Regions from separate parts of the Homo sapiens genome. Here region 2 is linked to region 1. Evidence: read pairs that join two places in POLR2A ChIA-PET (ENCODE). Cell type or tissue: HepG2. All regions are shown on one strand.

What was found. ChIA-PET counts read pairs that join two places held together with the same protein. Peaks named below come from ENCODE experiments on the same cell type or tissue, not always from the same donor. Only the 100,000 strongest peaks of a DNase experiment are listed, where the experiment ranks them.
Region 2: POLR2A ChIA-PET joins it to region 1 with 6 read pairs; 2 of 35 experiments call an interaction of 5 or more read pairs at or near these places.

What each region holds. Positions count from the first base shown.
Region 1 is chr1:56,493,003-56,495,502 of GRCh38, forward strand. PLPP3 (phospholipid phosphatase 3) reads right to left here. Exons shown (of 6, transcript NM_003713.5): 6 at 1,759-2,500. Among named protein-coding and RNA genes, the nearest start is that of LINC01767, 79 kb to the left of the region's middle. RefSeq lists an enhancer at 1,075-1,733. In HepG2, no CTCF peak of the experiment used is centred here; a DNase peak (open chromatin) is centred at 1,499.
Region 2 is chr1:56,189,029-56,191,528 of GRCh38, forward strand. No RefSeq gene overlaps it. Among named protein-coding and RNA genes, the nearest start is that of LINC01767, 220 kb to the right of the region's middle. In HepG2, a CTCF peak has its summit at 1,067; DNase peaks (open chromatin) are centred at 3, 1,213 and 2,193; H3K4me3 peaks cover 2,121 bases.

The DNA of each region.
Region 1 (2,500 bases):
CCATCATGCCTGGTCCCTGCTGGATTTTGAAGTTGCTGGGGACTGATGACTTCTTTTTTCCGTCTATTTCTCTCTCTCTCTCCTTTTTTTTTTTTTTTTGAGACAGTGTCACTCTGTCGCCCAGGCTGGAGTGCAGTGGCGGGATCTCGGCTAACTGCAAGCTCCCCCTCCCGGGTTCACGCCATTCTCCTGCCTCAGCCTCCCAAGTAGCTGGGACTATAGGCGCCCACCACCACGCCCGGCTAATTTTTTTGTATTTTTAGTAGAGATGGGGTTTCACCATGTTAGCCAGGATGATCTCAATCTCCTGAACTCGTGGTCCGCCTGCCTCGGCCTCCCAAAGTGCTGGGATTACAGGAGTGAAACATCACGCCTGGCTTCTCTCCCTTTTTAAATAGGAATGTCTATAACTGTTATTCTATGCCTGTTTCACCAGTGAATTTAGGGAGCAGATAACTTGTTTCTTAATTTTCACAGGTTCATAGAGAGCAATGTATTCCAGGGTGGATTAAACATGGAGCCTCCTTTTTACCTAATTTGAATGGGTTAGTTTAGATGATGAGATTTGGGGTGTTTAAGTTGTTAAGATTTAGGATTTTGACTTGATACTGCCATATCCTAGGTCTTTAGGGGATGTGGGGATAGGGTGATCTGTTTTGCATTTGGGATGGATGTGAATCTTTTGAGGGCCAGAGGGTGAACTCTGGTACTCTGAATAATGGTTCCCGAAATATGGCCATGTCTTAGATCCCTGGCATCTGTGAATATATGTTCCATGGCAAAGAGGAATTAAGGCAGCAGATTGAATTAAGTTTGCCAGTGAACTGACTTTAATATAGGTGATTATCCTAGATTATGAGCAGGTCTGTGTAATCAGCAAGGAGGGCCTTTACATGTGAAAGGGGTGGCAGAAGAGGAGAACCAAAGAGATGGCAGGGTGAGGACTCTACCCAATGTTGCTTCCTCCATGTGAACATGAAGAGGGCCACAAGCCAGGGAAAGTGGGTGGCCTCTAAAAACAGAAAAGGCAAGGAAACAGCTTCTTGCCTAGAGCCTCCAAGATTGTAAGACAATACATCTATGCTGTTTTACGTTTGTGGTAATTTGTTATAGCCGCTATAGCAAATTAATATAAGACCTATCCTACAATTTAATGCTCTAGGATCTTAGACTAATCATTTCATCTTTGCATTCTTTAGTATTCTTTCTTTCTCAAAATAACTGCTGTGAAGATCAGACAGAACAAATAGGCAGAAATCCCTGGCACACAGGTGCTCAATAAATGTGAATTTCTAGCTTCCCCTTTTCTTCCAGGTTGGAGAAACACAAGGAAGGGAAGCAGGAGCCACAGGCCATTCTCAGCCTTCCTTTGATGTGGGCTGTGTACAGGATTCCCTCAGTAAGCTCCCCCAGCATACCTTATCTAGAGTGAGGGCTGCTTATCTGCCCTCGGGGTTCCTACAGCTCCTACCTCTCTGATGGAAAAATCCTCTTTAGAATACAAAAGCTCTTTAGAAGAGCCTGAGATGAGGGTAGAGCCAGGGCCTCATTCTGCAAACAGGCTTTCAGAGATGAAAGAGCAGGGCAGACATCGGTATCTACCCTATGACCACCACATTTCCCACTGAAAAAAATCAGGAGTTGGTGCGCTGAGATGAGGCAAGCCCACTCAAAGAGGCCAGCCCGCGATGCTTCCTTCTCCTACCCACACACCTGAGACAAACATCTCTCAAACACTCCAGGCTTGCAAGTCCTTAATTAGTTGTGTTACGAGCTTTTATTTAAAAAGCACATTTAATACAAGTATAGTTTCGCAGATACAAGTTTTCACTTTGTATGCTACAAAAGTCTTTGAATATTATTCTCTTTACAAAATGGAACCTTACAAAAATACTGACAATTTAATGTTTTTATACAGTTTTCTCTAGTTGCAGTTATTTCATTATAAAACAATGTCTACCACAGAACTATGATATTTTAGTTGATATTTAAAAAAATTAACTCAATGCTTTTTTAAGCAGCTAATGTAAATAACACAGGTCGAGACACAGTTTATAATCATAGTGGATATAGCTAAATTGTTTCAGAAATAATATCTTACATAGTTAACTTTTAATGTTTTATACATTATTTATATAATATTTATATATAAAAATCATAGCTTGCTATAAGTTGAAATGAAAGGACGGATTCTGTAGTAAGGATGTGCATGTGGTTGATCCATATGGTTACATTTAACCCTTTGAAAGGTCTGCATCCAAGATCTAAACGCATTTCTTCCTTCCTCCTTTCCTCAAAGGTTCAGTAGAAGGGGTCCCTGTCTATCACCTAGAGTGGGACCTTGCATGGAAGGACACTTACGGATAGAGGATGAGGGAAACTCTCTACCGAGATTTAACCCATATGTTCTGCCCAGCAGAACCTACCAAGAACTGCCCTAGGGCTCAACCCCAAGACAATAGTGCTTTACACAGCAAGAGCAACTCCTACAAAGACCCTC
Region 2 (2,500 bases), 300 kb before region 1:
AAGGATCTTTCTTTTTCCCCACAGTGCTTGGTGCATGGTGCACCACTGGTAAATGCTTACGGAACTAATTGCCTCTTGCAAAGGAATTTGGGGCTCACAATAGTGTCTGTACTTCAGATTAGGAGGAAAAAAAAAAGAAATCAAGCCAGATGCCACAATGGACTAAAACAAGCTCCCCGACTTTGCCAGTTGGTTTTGATTGTTTACAAAGAAAAAGCCAAACAAAGAAGGAGGTGGAATTTATTTCAGTAAACAGCATCTTTCAAAGAGAAAGAACTCAGTCTTCTCTAAGAGAGGTGCCCTCACTGCTGTTACAATCAGAAAACGTTTGCAAACAACCACTTGGTTAAAGAAAACAACATGTTCAAACAACAAAACCATGGGTTTTCTCAGAGCATTTGGGGTGTGTTTGTGTTTGTGTGTGTGTTTGTTTGGGAAGGAGGGTGGGAGGGATGCACTTGCATACATAGTCATCTTCAAGTCTAAGAGCATTTTGGTGTCTCAAGATAGGAAAGTAACAGGTTTTTAAATGCAGTGCATTGAAGCTGCAAGCGATTTTACACCCTGTCTTGCCAAATATTCCTCAATCTGCAGATAACACAAACAAGTCCCAGGGAGGTTAAGTGGATTTCTTAAGGAACAGATTCCACCCCTGTTCCCTGTCTCCCCTTCTCTTTTCTTCCTAGTGTTCTTTCCCCAGTATGCTGCCTCTTAGAGCACAGGAATATTTTAAGAAACAGTTTACGAAGCCACAACTCTAAATACATAATACCAGCAACAGTGATACAAACATGGGAAATGGCAGAAGTGAAACAGAAGAGTAAAGTGTTAGTCAAGGCAAGGAGGTAAACTCTAAAGCAACACAATTGCATGCACTCCTAAATCCAAAGGAAATCCGATCTCATTGCTGGGAGATATTATAAACTACGACAATAATAATAGCTCTGCCTAACAATGAACATTCCCTAAGCGCTCTCTTTGTGCCAAGCACTGTCTTGAATGCTTGTTCTCTGTCTTATTCAATCTCACAGTTACTGCCTCTGCAAGAAAGGTGGCGCTGTCATGATTTCAACAGAGGACAAAACTGAGGATCAGGAGGCCCGAATAAGTAATTGCCCAAGGTTACGTAGTGCAGAAGTAGGTATGCTGGAATTTGAACTCGGATCGATCTGATTTCAAAGCCCTGAATAGTTCTACCACATCAAGGGCAGGAATGATGCGAAGCCACTTACGTATTATGGTACTTGTCAGTGTTTGTGTACCTAAAGACAATGCTCATTTTATGTCTACTGTGTGCCCAATGTGTGTCAGTCACCATGGTCAGTCTGAGGATGAAGCAATGAGACCCTGCCTGGTCATTCAAGGAGGGATCAGGGGAGGAATGAGGGAGACAAGAGAAGCATTACAATCTGGGCCATAAGAGAGCATACAGGGGTCCAGCACACCTAATACCAGGGTCCTAAAAGGGTATATGGAACTGATGGCATTGAAGGTGATCCTTAAAAGAGGAACTCAAAGAGGAAGCAGGAAGAAAATGCTGCTTTAGATACAACGAACTGGAAAATCAAAGATCAATGGCAGCAGGGACTCAGGGGGAGTCAGAGAAAAAGCATCCACTGGCACATAGCTGGAGTCTGAGGTGTGTCCTGAAAGGTAAAGGGAGACGATTTTGAAAAACTGGAGGATTTTGAACTTTGGGCTGAGCAGTTTGAACTTTATGTTGCAGGTTATGAGGGTAGGATGGGGGTAGGTTAAATTTAAGACATAGGACCACAGAAATGTCCTAACTGAAACAGGAATTAGCCTGTGGGAAACAGGAATTCAACAGGGGCCCTCTTTAAGAGTCAGACAGGGCTGTGTTAGAACTCCAGCTCTGCCACCCACTAACTGTGTGGCCTTAGATGAGTTACTCCCCTTGCTGAGCCTCCTCTTCCTCATTTGTGAAATGGAATAATAATACTATCTAGCTCATAAGATTGTTGTGAGGGTTAAAGAAGCATCGACTGCAAAGCGCCTTTGCAAATGCCTTACACATGTGAGTTATTATTCAGTGGTGAGTCCTGATTTCCATAATGTTTGATTTGTCAGTGGTTTGGGGTAATCAGTGCCGACGTCTTTCTCCCTTCAAAGCTTGCGCCATGGCTGTGATTCACAGAGAGTTTGTGGAAGGCAGCACTAGTTTAGTGGCAAGCAGGCTCAGTTTCTGATTCTAGCCCCGCAGTCATTGGCGGGTCCTGCATGGAATGACTTCAGGCCAAATAAAACCTCTCTCTGGGATTTAGAGTCTTCTTTCAACACAGTGGGTGGCATAGAGTTGACAATCAGCAAATAGTGGTGTCCTTTTCTTCCTTTCTAAGTCTGGTATTGCCTGTGTGTCTAGAAACCCATTTAACTTCCCTGGGCCTCAGTTTCCTTGTTAAGAAAATGGGAATAATCATCTTCACTGGATACTTTGTAGGATTATTTTGAAGCTCAAACAGCAGTTGGGATAAGATGGTGC